Regions from separate parts of the Homo sapiens genome. Here region 2 is linked to region 1. Evidence: chromatin contacts called from ENCODE Hi-C data. All regions are on one chromosome and are shown on one strand. Each heading gives the region's core, a stretch centred on a gene start or an enhancer-like site at or near the end of the contact. The rest is flanking DNA. Distances are from core to core; before and after follow the strand shown. Region 1 has its middle 70 kb from the start of LINC00456. Region 2 overlaps RAP2A (RAP2A, member of RAS oncogene family).

Region 1 (7,547 bases), core at 2,000-4,499:
CTCTGTTCACTGGTGGGGAAACTGAGGCTCACAGGGTGAGTGGCGTGCTCAGGGTTTGTCAGCGAGTCGGGGGCAAGTCTGGGACTAATATGCAGGCAGCCCAGTTCCAAATCCCACACTCTTTTTACAGCTTCATGCTTTGAAAAAAAAAGTAACCAGGAAATCTGAGGAAGGGAAAAAATAAAATCACACGAAACTGCCAATGGTGTGAAAAGGATGGGCATCTGTTTCAGGTAGAAACTCAGCAAAAAGCACAAAAATACATTTGAATGTATTTTCAGAATTAAGTTGAAACGACAAGGTGTTTTCTATGTGATTCATTCATTCATTCACTCATTCAGTCATTCAGGGCAAAAAAAAAGGTGGCACAGACAGTATTAAATTCCAGCATTCCTTGAATGAGCAGGAGGTTGCCTGTTTCTGGAACGTATAGGATCTGGAGGAATTCCTGGGCACTGGAAGGATTCAATGCTGAGGGGATGGAAGAAGAGAAGTGGAGAAAGGAGGGGAGGGGGAAAGTCTTGCCCTGGTTTAGGAAGAAACTGTCTTGAGTAGGATAAACATCCATCGAGATAAATGACCACATCATTTCAACCAAGACTATGTAAACCAAAGACGGTTCAGGTTCCAGTCTGCATTCCTCACTGGCTGATATTACATTTCTCAGCTCCTCTGCCACTCCAGCCTTCCACCCTTGGAAGCAAAATGCTAGATGGCTTACAAAACAGAGCTCGAACATGGAGCGACTACGGCGCTGAGCTTGTCTGGAGGGCCCAACAACAGGCAACGACAACACTAAGGAAACATCCTATGTCAGGCTAACGGGCGTTCTCTGAGGCAGAACTTGATAGAATGGGTTTCTGTAGATTGTGCCCTTTCTTTAATTAACTCAGTATTTAAGAGATGCCATTCAAGTCAGACCAAAGGTCTAAATCAGAACTGACCTTTCTGAAGCTGGCACAAGTTTTGTCTTTGTTTTGGGCTCTATGAAGGGTGAGGGGATGGAGGAGCCCAGGGGTGAGAATAAGCCAGTGGGTGGAGTTTCCCGCTGCTTAGCGGCTCCTTGAGGGGCCCATTCCATAGACATACACAGAGGGCCTCCTGCATGCCTCCCATGTGGGTCTCCTCACGCTCCTTCTCTCTGCCCCCCTGCACTGAAAGGACTCTGCAGGGCCCAGAACTTCAGGCTTCCTCATCTTGGTGCCTGCCTCCCGGGAGAAGCCACGGCTGCCTTCCTGATTGATAACACAGCGCTGACAAGACAAGTGCTGCTTTGGGTTCCAGTGGTCACAACCAAGCTATTCTTATGCTCCCCTCCTCATTGTTTCCACTCGTTCCTAATTGCACTTACGCAGAGGGCTCCAGAAGCAGTAAACAGACGGCCTTCTCCTATACTCACAATTAGCTAGAAGAATCCAGGTCAAGCTTTTCCAACCTGCAGCCCATGGGTGGCATGTGGCCCAGGACAGCTTTGAATGCAGCCCAACACAAATACTTAAACTTTCTTAAAACATTATGAGTTTGTTTTATTTTTTTAACATGTCAGCTATTGTTAGTGTTAGTGTATTTTATGTGTAGTTCAAAACAATTCTTCCTCTTCCAGTGTGGCCCAGGGAAGCCAAAAGATTGGACACCCCTGGTATGTGGTCTGTGATGCTCCCAACTAAGCAGATGTCATCTAGCATTAGTTTTAAGGCGTCAGGCCAGGTGTAGTGGCTCACACCTTGAGCCCAGGGGGGTTTCAAGGCTACAGTGAACTATGATGGCACCACTGCACTCCAGCCAGGACATCAGAGCAAGACCCTGTCTGTAAGGCGGGGGGAGCGGGGGAGCCAAACTAAGGGTGGGGCATTGTGGGGACTGCTCTTACTTCTAACACAATAACTATGAAATGAGTGAACTTCTGGGTTCTAGTCCTAATTGTGCCATCAGCTCTCGCATTCTTCACCTCCACCTCCATCCCCACTACATGCCCCAACCATACTGAATTTCATAAGAGCCCCAAATATACATCCCCACCTCCATTTGCACTGTCCCTCAATGTGTGAAGAGCCACTTACTACCTCACAGAGCAGAGCGCTCTATCTCTGACCCGGGCAGTTAATAATTACAACTTTCAAATTTCCTATCTTATTCGATGGGGAAAAGCCAACAGCAGTCACCCAGTGGGGGCTAGAGAACAACATTCCCATCTTAGGAGTCATAAGAATCAGAGAGAAGAAGTTTCGCCAAGTCCCTCCAGCTTCAACTCACCTGGCAACTAGTAACAAGCTAGTAAGGTTTAGGAGAAGGCCCGACTCCAAATCCCCTGTTCATTACAGGATTTGGAAATCTCGTTTTCTTGTGGCTTATGTTAATTAAACTTAAACCTATCTTTTAGAGCAAAACAAAACAAATACACTTACTCTTTCAAATATTGGCCTTCCAAATATTTGAATGGAGCTCCTGGGTGCCCTCCAGGGCTGCGCATCTCACACTTTAAAGTGTGTGGATAAGTCACCTGGGGGCTTGTGAAACTGCAGATTGGGATCCAGCAGTTCTGGGAGGGAGCGGGTGTAACAGACCCTGTCTACACTGCAGGAAACCCAGCCTCTACCTCCTCCCAAACCACTTTCAGAGGTCAAAAAAATTATGCAGTCTTTCGAATTAAATTGAAGACTTGCCACCTCCTTTTTATTTCATGTTCCCAGGCACTTACAAAAGTACCTGACTTACCTCAAGCACCGAATAAATCCTGTCGAATATGTCTGACAGAAGGAGGCAGAAACGGTCAAATTAAATACCTCCCCTTCCTCATCCCAGCCCCTTCCTTGGTTTAGAAAGGGCATCTGCTTCTGCCACGTCACTAAACTTATCTGAATATCGCCGTCATCATCTGTAAATTGGGAATAAAAATGACTCCTTTTGGGGCACTGGAGACATCAAACTGCGAGAAGACCATAAGCGTGGAAATGCTTAGCAAATGTCATGAGCGCCCCTCAAGTAAACCAGAACCAAACAAAGCAAAAACTAAAAAAAAATATGGACACATGGCAGTTGCCAAAACACTGTGTACTCACTTAAGTGAGGCAGGAAAAATGCTTCTACCGAAAAGAACACGGTGCAGGAAGAGCTCATTAGGCCTTCCCGAAGGGAACGCAGTAGCTTGCTGCTCGCCCGCAGGGCCGTGGGACCGCGCCGGGCGTCCTTTGCCGCCCTCTGCTGGACGGAACCCCCCACCCGCGCCCGCGTGTCTGGTCACAGCGCGCCGGCAGCGCCCAGGGGACCTGCGTCCTCAGCCAGCCGGTTATGTAACACCAGACTGCATCCAGAGCAGGCTTGCGAAGAGGAAATCACTGAGTTCATGACGCATCGATTCAAGCTGATAAGAGGAGGGGAGGGCAAGAAAATATTGTGTCTTTCCAACGTTCGAGGTGCTAATGAATTTAATCTGCAGAGGAGCCCTAAAAAGCAAGGAGGGTCATTCTTGTTTTGTGGCGGAGCAAAGTGAGGCTCAGGGGGGACTGGATAAATTACCGAGGGGAACATGGCTTACTGAGTGGCCCGACCAGGTTTTGAATTAGGGCCATTTTGATTACAGATACCAGGTTTCTATACCTGAGTCTGCCGTTAATTAGCTATGGGAGCGGGACCCACCCACTTAGCCGTGTGGGGTCCTGGTGTTCTTTGTTTGCGGAGAGAGGGGTTGATGGAGGTGACCCTGAAGGTTCATTTCAGCTCTCACATTCTGAGCCAAGCCTTTTTTTTTTTTTTTCATGTGCCGTTGTTGTGTAGAAATAAATTGTTGGATAATCCCCCCGCCCACCCCCGGCGGTGGAACCACACATTTCTCATCAAGCAAGACAGCACCAAGCATGCCAGGGGCCCTGCCAAAGGCTACCTGGCTTCCATCCTCTCCAAAATGATCTACAGGCTTAGAGCTGTGGTCTCTGAACAAACTTTCATGTTTTAAAGATCCTACCATGGGTGAAATATATCAAAGGGTCAGCCTTGCCTGCCCAAGATACGTCATTTATGTTGCAGAGAAAGGAATATTACAAATTAAGCATGTTTATCCTATGCTCATCAGGGTCCAGGAGAGAGAGATGCACATTTGTACATTCTCCAGGGTGAGTCCCTGAGGTTCCACTTAATGAGCTGGTGGGGTCATTTATCCCTTATTAAGCAGACTAACTCTCAATCTGAACCTTCCCTCAAAAAGTTTTAGTTTGATTCCTCTCTGATATAAAGAGAGTGGACACTTTAGTCTTGTCTAGTCTGGATACTGACTTACAACATGCTTCTGCTTCATTGGAAACTTCAGCTCAGGAAATACTTTAAGGTTCCCCCTCTCCACCTCTTGTGGGGCTATGAAGCATCTCTCCCTCTCAATTTAACTGGAAATTTCAAAGTTTAAAAATGCACACACTGGAAAGCACCGTAGACATTATATGATATAATTCTCTTATTTTATGGCTGTCAATCAGGGCTATTTGTTCACTAAGGACATTTCTCTAGAAACAATAAAAAGATGACTGAGCATCTTCTCCCAGACTTTGGATGGTACCTTACATGCATTGGCAGGAAGCCACAAAGAAAGCTGAGTCAGCGCAGAATCAGGGCAGCCAACAGAAAGTTAGGATTCAGCCTGTTTATCACATTCGCCAGCTAAAAAAAGTCAGGTCTAGGGCCAAAAATACATGAGCCCCTTTCCCAGAGCTCTTCCCCTAGAAAAATATCACACCTTGAGAGCTACTCTGGTCTCATGGAAACACCATACCTCGCATTACCTAAGAAGGCCCAAGCGACGTCCATCTCTAAAAAGATGATAAAATACCCATCAAGCCTCCTTAGTCAGAGGCAGCCACGTTGCAGCCAGAGACCGAATCTGGCAGGGTTTCCAGACTTATAGTACACGCCAAGCATAATTTAATGTGAGTATGATAAACAGTGATGGATCACTGACAGTCTGCGATGCTGTCAGGGCAAGGGTTCCCCACCATTCTGATATTGCAGCAAGATACCAGGAGGCCAGCTCCATCCCCCGAATGCTGTCATGCTAGCCCAGAGAAAACTCCTATTCCTATTCACTTCAAAATAATAACAATAATAATCATTTCTCTTTATTTTTGGTCCCCTTCACCATTTTCTCTGTTAACTTAGAACCTCTGTGGTTTGACTTTTATATCATACCATCCAGAGAAGAAACTATGTAAGAATCAAGTTGGGCCAACAGGCAGTGTTTCTTCTTCAGCTGAGGAATGTGCAGCCCCCGAGGGCTTGGGCAGGAGAGGACAGGAGGGATTGTCACGAAGTCCCAGGATGAACTTGGCCCATGTTCCAGGAGCACTTTTTTTTTTTTTTTTTTTCTGATACAGAGTTTCCCTCTTGTCACCCAGACTGGAGTGCAATGGCACAAGCTAAGCTCACTGCAACCTCTGCCTCCCAGGTTCAAGCGATCCTCCCGCCTCAGTCTCCCAAGTAGCTGGAATTACAGGCGCCCGCCACCATGCCCAGCTAGTTTTTGTATTTTTAGTAGAGATGGGGTTTCACCATGTTGGCCAAGCTGGTCTCGAACCCCTGACCTCAGGTGATCCACCTGCCTTGGCATCCCAAAGTGCTGGGATTACAGGCGTGAGCCACTGCACCTGGCCCCAGGAGCACATTTATAACTCACAGCTTTTGGGGGGTGAGGAAGGGAGAGATGACACAGAAATATTATGAAGTAGCAAGTAAATTTTGCATGGGTTTTTAGGATGAAACACAATATTCTAAAATGTTGTTTAATTTTTTTAACATTTCCTTTACATTTTAAACAAAATTTCTTGTTTGTACCTGGTTGCTTCAAGCTTTGGCCTCTAACCTCTTGGGGGCCCACATATGGAAAATATAAGATTAGATATTATGATAGTTAATATTGAGTGTTAACTTGACTGAAGGATGCAAAGTAGTGTTCCCGAGTGTGTCTGTGAGGGCGTTGCCAAAGGAGATTAACATTTGAGTCACTGGACTGGGAAAGGCAGACCCATCCTCAACCTAGGTGGGCACCATCTAATCAGCTTCCAGCAAGGCTAGAATATAAGCTGGCAGAAGAACGTGGGAAGACTAGACTGGCTTAGTTTTCTGGCCTACATCTTTCTCTCGTGCTGGATACTTCTTGCCCTCGAACATCGAACTCCAAGTTCTTCAGCTTTGGGGCTGAAACTGGCTTCCTTGCTCCTCAGCTTGCAGATGGCCTACTGTGGGACCTCACCTTGTGACGGTGTGAGTCAATACTCCCTGATAAATTCCCCTTTATATATACAGCTATCCTATTAGTTCTGTCCCTCTAGAGAACCCTAATACAGATATTTAATCCTACCTATTTTTTTGCCTTGGAAAGATAGTTACTACTACTACCACTTCTACTTCTACTACTAATTACTATTCTTACCACAATTACCACTACAAATTCTACCACTAAATTTCCTGTTAAATTGTCTGAGAGTCATACTACTACTACTACTATGTGCTCCCTTTCTCTCCTGTTTTAAAAATCGGAAAAGACCCCAGTCTCCAGAGAGACAGGACCACTGCTAGGTTCTGCAGAGCCTGAAAATACAGTGCTTTCCTTGACTTCCCGCCTAAAGAAATATCTATTTAAGAAGTACTAATGGCTAAAAATAGTAAGAAATAATAACAACACAGAGTATTTGCTGACATGGTGGCCATCAGTGTTCTCAAGCTTGTGCAAACTCACCCCAGATGCCCCACGCTAACATTCACAGGACATGCTGGGGCACATAGACGAGGCTGTACGTGGCCAGTGGCCTTGGCATGGGGGTCCAGCTACCCCAGGCATCTCCTTTCTTCAATAAGGAATTCAGTAAGTATTTGTTGAATGAATGAATCATGTTCTTTTCCAGTTAAAAGCAGACTGAGAGCATCGAATCTATTGGAAACACCAGCAAGTGCCATCACCGGACCCAGAGGAGAAAGTAGCAGACCCCTGTGTCATGAGTGTCACATTCTGACCTCTATAGATAAAGGCTCCTTCATTTATAGAGGTCTGAATCCAGGCTTCTCCCCTCTTCTCCTCCGGCACCACCCTAGGAACTGAAGGGACCAACACCACACATGTGACCTATCTGTGGCACTCCAGGGGTGATTCGGTTTGGCTCTGTGTCCCCATCCAAATCTCATCTCGAACCTGTAATCCCCACAAGTCCAGGGATGGGCCTGGTGGGAGGTGATCGGATCATGGAGGCAGTTTCCCCCATGCTGTTCTCATGATGGTGAGTGAGTTCTCATGAGCTCTGATGGTTTTATGAAGGGTTCTTCCCACTTCACTCACCGCTCTCTCTTTCCTGCCGCCATGTGAAGAAGGTGCTTACTTCCCCTTCACCTTCCACCATGATGGTAAGTTTCCTGAGGCCTCCCTGCCACACATAACTGTGAGTCAATTAAACCTCTTTCCTTTGTAAATTATACAGCCTTGGGCAGTTCTTTATAGCCATGTGAAAACAAACTAATACAAGGATTAAGATTTAATTTAGCCTATTTATGGCAATAAACCATTTGGACAGTTT
Region 2 (7,547 bases), core at 3,309-5,808, 350 kb before region 1:
TAGATCGATGGACTATGCCTTAAAGTTGCAGATGCATAAAGGAGACTGAGGACAAATGGTGAAAACTGTAGTTACTGAACCCAAATGTTACTCAGAGATATCAACTGACAATCACTGCTCAATTCTGAATAAGGGCTGCAGTTCTCTGTAGATTAACACCACGCATTCTGCAAGTTCTGCAGTGGAGTAGGCGAGTTTTCTATCACCTACGACATTGGGCAAATCCCATCCAGGACAGCCATATTTGGATGCTATTGTATGTTACATGCAGAACAGCATGGGTCATCTTTGTCAGGCTGAGCAGCATAGTTCATCTGCCTCACAATTTCTGCAAAGAGTTCGTCCACCATTGTTTTACTCTTAGCGGAAGTTTCCATAAAGGGGCAGCCCCACTCTTCAGCAAGGGCTCTGCCTTCGCTGGACGATACTTCTCTCTCACTTTCCAGGTCCACTTTGTTCCCAACCAAGATGACTGGCACTTTCTCATACCTATGAGAGAATAAACAAAACACACATACATTGTAACAGTTAGCACAAAGTTAAACAGGTCACGTGTATTTTCGTTTTTGGGGGCTATTCCAACATAAATGGTATCTTCAGTTGCATGAAAATGATTTGTACCACTTGGCTTGATACTTAGATCTGAGGGCATTTGAAGCTGCTCTCACAGTGGATGATAAAATGAGTTTTATGAAATGATGTTTTAATTAATCAATTATATATCCTTTAAAATCAATTTACCTTTCCAGATATACTTGGAAAATTATTCTCAGAAACTCAGACTAAATCCTCTTTTTTTTCCATTCTGAGAGAGGGTTGCACAAAATTTCACAGTTGATCACACAGTAAATAGCTACAATGAGTAAACAAACAACTTATAATTATCAGCATTTTACTATGTTCTATGTGTATAAAATTGATCATGTTCATACAAAAATCAGCTGGGTGTGGTGGCAGGTGCCTGTAGTTCCAGCTACTCGGGAGGCTGAGACAGGAGAATCGCTTGAACCTGGGAGGCAGAGGTTGCAGTGAGCTGAGATCGTGCCACCGCACTCCAGCTTGAAAAAATGATCATGTTCGTTCTAATAGTTCTCAAACAAGAAAAAAGGTAGTAGAAATCATCCAAATGGAAGCTATCAAATACAACCACACCCCATCCCTTCAGAAAACTTTTATGGATTAGTCAGTTCAAAGAGAAACAATTAGGATTCTTTTAAGACTGACAAGAATTCAGCCTCAATTAGCTTTAATTGGTGTTATTTCTCTTTTTCTTCCTAACTAAAATAGGTATCTCTGAGTAAACACGTTTGGAAAAAGCTAAACTAATAAAAATAGTAAGTGATAAGAAAGAACAAAGAAAGAAGCTCCTAAGTCATTTTGGTGCCTAAGATGATTGTCTCTACAATGGTTACTCCATGTAGCACATTTCACAACAGATGTCAACACTGGTGCTGGACTGCACATTTATTTACTATTCTTCTTTATGTTTGTTCTAAGAAAGATAGCTAATATATTTTCACAAGACATTTTAAAAGGTTTTTGTGATTTTAGTATAAATCTGTGTGTGTGTGTGTTTGTGTGTGTGTGTCTTCCCATAAGCAGAATGTATTTCTGATTTAAAGGAGCTAAACAGCAAGATCGCACAAAAGTGATAACAAATGTGACTGGAAACAGCTAAATCTGTCAGAAGAGAAAACCACCCCATGGTCAAGCCTTTGAGGCAGGATGCATAGACAATTTTTATCATTCAGGAAACTGGATAATAGGCAGGTGGTTATTGTTCGCTATGATACTTCCACAGATTTCTTCATCCTGTCAAGAGGGTTCTCTCCACTCATCCTAACTTGTAAAGCAAACCAAATTCCCAACATTCTCACTTTTTTTCTTTGACACTATATCAAACTAAGAATGGTCTCAACAAGAGGGCATACTCCAGGTAGTGTGCCATTTGGCAATGTGAAACATGAAAACAACTTAAAAATGAGTGGAAGGAACAACATCAAAGGCAAACCTAGAATTTGGATATTATCATTTTATAGGAAATGAATTTGGACAACTTCAATTTATATCAAAGGACTTTATATAAATTTACTGTACACTACTGTACCTTACGATTTCGGGCCTTAGATCATGCTGACAGCTCTGAACATAAGACACAAGGGTTTTTAACATCTTCTAGGACTCTTACATACAAACAATTTGTGCATCCCATGGCCTCTAGGAGGGCAAGTGGCAGTGAGAATAAAGCTGCATTACAAAACACCATGTATTTGCTACTTTGCATATAAACTCTCTTGATTGGCTATACAGAGAAGCTTGGCAGGGAGCAGACACTGCCAGCCATGTCAGGACAATGTCAGCTTCCAATTTGTGTTACTTGCAAAATGTAATTACATTTCGTTTTTCTTATGAAAGTATATACATCACAGTGTACTTTAAAATGCTTTGCTTGACAGTGGAGTAACTTAAAAACATTAATAAAATTAAGTAAAACATTGGTTGAATTTAAGTTAAAACAAATTTCAGTCTGTCTATGAATAATAAAAAGTGATAAGATCACTTTCTATTAGTTGAGATAAATGATAAATATTTTAAAGAATGTTTAAATACAATATATATAATATATAAATATATATATAAATATATATATAAATATATATAAATATATAAATATCTATATAAATATATAAATATAAATATATAAATATATATATATATATATTTTTTTTTTGAGACGGAGTCTCGCTCTGTCTCCCAGGCTGGAGTGCAGTGGCATGATCTTTGCTCACTGCAAGCTCCGCCTCCCGGGTTCACGCCATTCTCTTGCCTCAGTCTCCTGAGTACCTGGGACTACAGGCGCCCACCACCACGCCCGACTAATTTTTTGTATATTTAGTAGAGACAGGGTTTCATCGTGTTAGCTAGGATGGTCTCGATCTCCTGACCTCGTGATCCGCCCGCCTCAGCCTCCCAAAGTGCTGGGATTACAGGCGTGAGCCACCGCACCCAGCCTGTATCATGTTTTATATGTGAAATATTTCTTACACTTTTAGTTAAGTTCAGGATCTACTAGAATATGTGGATTTTCAAAACTTGCAAATAAATCAAATTATTAAGTTGTATTGATACATTATTAAAATCAAGAATTTGAATAAATCTTACCATCAACCTAATTCTCAAAACAGTAAATAAAATATTGCAAACACAGTTCCACATATAACAGCATTTAATAACTGGTAAATGTAGATGAAAATGCAGTCAGTATCAGAGGACCTGTTTATTATATCACTAACTTGTCAGTGGCCTTTTCTAAAATCAAGTTTCTAAAGACACTAGAGAAATCCACATTAATATCCTCAGAAGATTTTTAAACTGAGTACGATGTTGAGAAAAATTATGTACATTTCAGAATACCAGACGGTGATAAATTTTGTCTCTCTGTTAAAATTTGGGACAGTAGAAAAGATTCTACACCCAGATTTGGAGGCTCTGCTTCCAGTTCTGCCAATGAGATCATTTCCTTTACATATCTGTATTTCATTTCTTTGATAGTAAAAAGGGAGTAAGAGTATCTGTTCCCACTTAACACAGGGTTGCTGTAAAGGGCAAATGAGATAATGCTGAAAAAAATGAAGTACTAGATAAAAGGAGGGTGCTTGCTTCTTTCCCCTCCTAACTCTAGTGATGTGGCCTTGAGAAGCCACAAAGGGTGAAGAAGGAGCCGGAGAAACTGATCAAAGGAGGTAAAGAACTCCTGAGGGCAAACCGAGTTGAGGGTGAAGCTGGAGGAAGAGACAGGCAAAAAAGATGGGAGTCAAAAACAACAAAGCAGCCACCAGACACTAACCAGGTGCTTCTCCAGAGTCCCTGTGCTGAACATCCATGGTGATGGGGGCCTAGGAAAGCAGAAAAGCAAGCATTCCCAAACAGCGGGCACTCGAGAGAATATACTGGCCCCTGTGGGAAAGGCATTCTAAGAAGGCTCTGGATTGGGGTGACAGAATAGGGTCCCATATGAAGGTAACATTTGGAGAAATCTGGATCCTCCTTAAGAAAGATGGGTGAGACGCTGAAGGGAAAGAAGCCAAGACCTGTGTTGACAGTAGATGACTGCACTGCATGAGGAAGCTGGTGTTGCTATCTGTTTTAGCAATATGGTGGGTTTAAAAAAAAAAGAAACCAAACAGACTAGGACTCCTGTCCCAGAAGGGGCTGCCTCTAGCTAGTACTGTGAATTTAGAAGATTAACCTAATCTTGGTTTCCTGAGTTTCTTGAAGTATAAAATGAGCTGGACTGGATAATTCCTAAGATACTCTGAAGTTAAAAATCACAACAGACATGGTGGGTCACACCCACAGTCAACACATATCATTGACTAGGTTAATTGCTGAGTGCTTAGCACTGTTCTAAGAATAACGTCCAACAGGCTGATCTTTAAGAGATATGAAAGTGTGCATCAGGAGTAAAGCCAAAAATGTTGGGGGAAATCTTATGAGATCTCATGGGGCCAAAACATAAGCAGGAGGTTTCACTTCTACAAGCGGAGCCACTACTGCCAGCATGCTCTGACTCAACAGCAGAACTCCAAAATGCACTCATGACCTAGGCAGTTCCATTTCACAGACAACGTTGTTCAAACACAAATATTTGGGATGGTTTTAACTACGTGAATACTGAAGGCTATACTGAAAACTGCCTGATGTGGCATAAATAGCTAGTAATGAACAATCGAACAATCAATACATCATGTACTTATCCATCCACTCAACACATATTTATATACTAAGTGCTAGCCACTATTCTAGACACTTACATCAATGGACAAAGCAAATAAAGCTCTGTAATTAGCAGAGGGCGCAGACATCAACAATAAACATAACAAGTCAATTCTGGGTTTACAATAAAAGTGTTAAGTGCAATGGAAAAAAAGATGTGGATCAGGTGGTGGGTGGGGAGCACAGGTGCCACAGTTTTAAATAAGATGATCCCAGGCCTTGTTGGGAAAGTGGCTGTGAACAAAGATGGGAAGGGTTTCTGGGAATCTGCTCCCTACCGTGCAGGTTCTAGGGGAAGAGCATTCTAAGCAGGACATGCCCTAGACAATGCCTGAGCCGGCGACAGCATGCCTGTCAGTGCAGGGACCAGCTGTGGGATCCATCTCTACAGCCTCCTGCAGGACTCTGGCAGTGGAGGAAATGCTCATTTGAAGCTAGACCTCAGGAATTCGGGTGCCAAAAGTGGCCTCAGAAAACAAATCTGGCACTTATGACAGACTGACTTAGAGGGCTGACTCTGTTATTTAGGAAGATGAGGTGCTTTGTTAGTGGGTGATGACAGTTACTTTCATGTTCTATTTTCATTATCAGTTTTGCAGGTTGCCTTCATTTTCCCCCTTTTCATCATTTCCCCCTTTTCATCATTTCTTCCTTACCCCCTTTTCATCATTTGGACATAAAGCTAAAGATGCAAAATTCTCAAACTGTTCAATGTATGTGTTATTGTTAACCTGATCATGAGTAAGATACCACCTTGCTTACATCTTAAACATCAGCAGATATCTCACCAACTTCAGCCCATCTTCCTTGAAATTTCCTTTAAGGGCATGACCAGCTCAGACGGTGACTGATGCAGGTCTAATAATTTTATTTCTGTGTGTAGTCTGTGGACAAACACTTTTTTATTGACAAGAATTTCCATAGTGTTGACTGTATTCATGAACCTGATTATAAATGTATAAATAAATAAAACTAGTTCTTTTAAGCAGCTCTGCTTAATGGACTGAATGAAACATCAGAAATACTGGCTGTAGCATCACTTAGCTGTAGAATGTTAATGGGCTTCTCACCGAGACAGCTTTTTAAAATATCAGTAACTCAAAAGAACTTGATGTGTTTATCAAAATACTTTATTTTGCTTTCTCCTTTCTTGTAACTGTCCTGATATGTAGGTATGTATACGTATATATATTTTATTCTGGTCGTGTCTGAACTTGGCTGATCATCAACACAACTTGAGAATTCTTTTAAAGATAGTGATTTCTGGGCCCTATTCCAGAGCTAGTTAATCTAAATCTGTGGGATCAGGACCCAAGAGTCTATTAAAATATGTAATATGTCTATATCTATAAGCTCTGAAGATGGATTCTGAAGTTCAGCAGGGTTTAGGAATCACTGGCCTAATCTACTACTTTGTGACCCCAAACAACATTCTATGTGTATAGTTCATGGTTCCATATGCGGCAAGTCCAGACTCAATTCCTTCTTCCCTTCATTTATTCACCAATGATAAACTGTAGACAGATACCACTACTGTCAGTTTCTGTACTTTACTTTTGAGGGTGCTGCATCGTAGCGTATTTAAAGAAGGTCATACTTCATGTGAATTTTAACATGCTGGTATCTTCTTAGTGATAAGCAGGTTGAAATATAATTCTCTTTGAATTTGGAAATGAGAATCAGAAAGGCTTTTCTAAGTCCCCTCATTCATCTTTTCACACAGTTAAAATCATCTACCAAGAGAGTCCCAAGGCAAAACGTCAAAAAAACTGATGCTTCAATTACTTCCATGATAAACTTACCAAATGGCTTTGGAGCTTACGTCTGAACATTTTTAGTGACGTGGAACTCATACCTACAGGCAACCCATTTTGTACTGTCAGGTCTGTTAAATGTTAGTGTTAAAAAGTCACAGTTTAAAAGTTTACTTGTATATAAGGAACTGTGATCTGTAACACCCTGCCCCTTCTTCTCATAGATTCTAGTTCTTTTACCCTTTAGAATGTAGAAATCTTTTCTCCAACATGATATAGGTCCCTCCTACTCTTGCTCAAATTAAATAAGTCATGATTTTAAAAAAATACCTGGCAATACTTAATAGGAAACAAAAAAACATTTTTTTAATTCTTAATCTTGGCTCTGTGAGAATGATCACTATAACTATTTTGATATCTATCCTTCCAAATTATTTTCCTCCATATATCAATATAAGTATACCTATAGCTTTTATAAAAAGAGATTATACCAATTATATTTGGTAGCTTCAATTTCCACTATTACAGAGCTTTCCATTTTAATAAATAATATGTATCATATTAATGGCTAGGTAGTACTCCATTTTATAGAATCTATAACTGTGCCATAATTTAATTATCTGTCCTCCATTAGCGTATATGAAGATGTATTATATTTAGTAGCCTCAATTTCCATTTAATATTATAGAGCTTTCCACTTTAATAATATGTATCGTATTAATGGCTAGGTAGCATTCCATTTTATAGAAACTATAACTGTACCGTAATTTAATTATCTGTACTCCATTAATGCATATGAAGGCCCCCACCCCCATTTTTTGGCTAAAATAAGCAGCCAATCTGATGAACTACACCTAGAAGTGTGATTTCTGCCTCAAAGGGTATGCATTATATATATATATGTATATATATATATCTCTCACGTGTTTATACCTATAATCTTTTGCATACCTTTTGAGCCAGAAAAATCATATTCCTAGCTTAGTTCATCAAATTGCCATGTAAACACAGACACAC

Evidence for each region. Hi-C counts contacts between places; a loop is a spot of excess contacts on that map. Pooled maps may share reads with other maps.
Region 2: a loop to region 1 is called in a pooled map, with 2.7 times the contacts of the local background. The contact joins two enhancer-like sites. A Hi-C loop is called at or near these places in 2 of 37 single-sample maps with no recorded cell type and 3 of 50 pooled maps.

What each region holds. Positions count from the first base shown.
Region 1 is chr13:97,105,738-97,113,284 of GRCh38, reverse strand. No RefSeq gene overlaps it. Among named protein-coding and RNA genes, the nearest start is that of LINC00456, 70 kb to the left of the region's middle. RefSeq lists a silencer at 3,103-3,282. Within about 2 kb of position 3,249, at least 10 of the 41 ENCODE cell types and tissues checked have a DNase peak (open chromatin) inside an H3K27ac peak, as active enhancers do.
Region 2 is chr13:97,457,147-97,464,693 of GRCh38, reverse strand. It overlaps RAP2A (RAP2A, member of RAS oncogene family), which reads right to left. Exons shown (of 2, transcript NM_021033.7): 2 at 1-489. The coding sequence ends at 252. Among named protein-coding and RNA genes, the nearest start is that of RAP2A, 27 kb to the right of the region's middle. RefSeq lists enhancers at 4,314-4,423, 4,784-4,833. Within about 2 kb of position 4,558, at least 2 of the 41 ENCODE cell types and tissues checked have a DNase peak (open chromatin) inside an H3K27ac peak, as active enhancers do.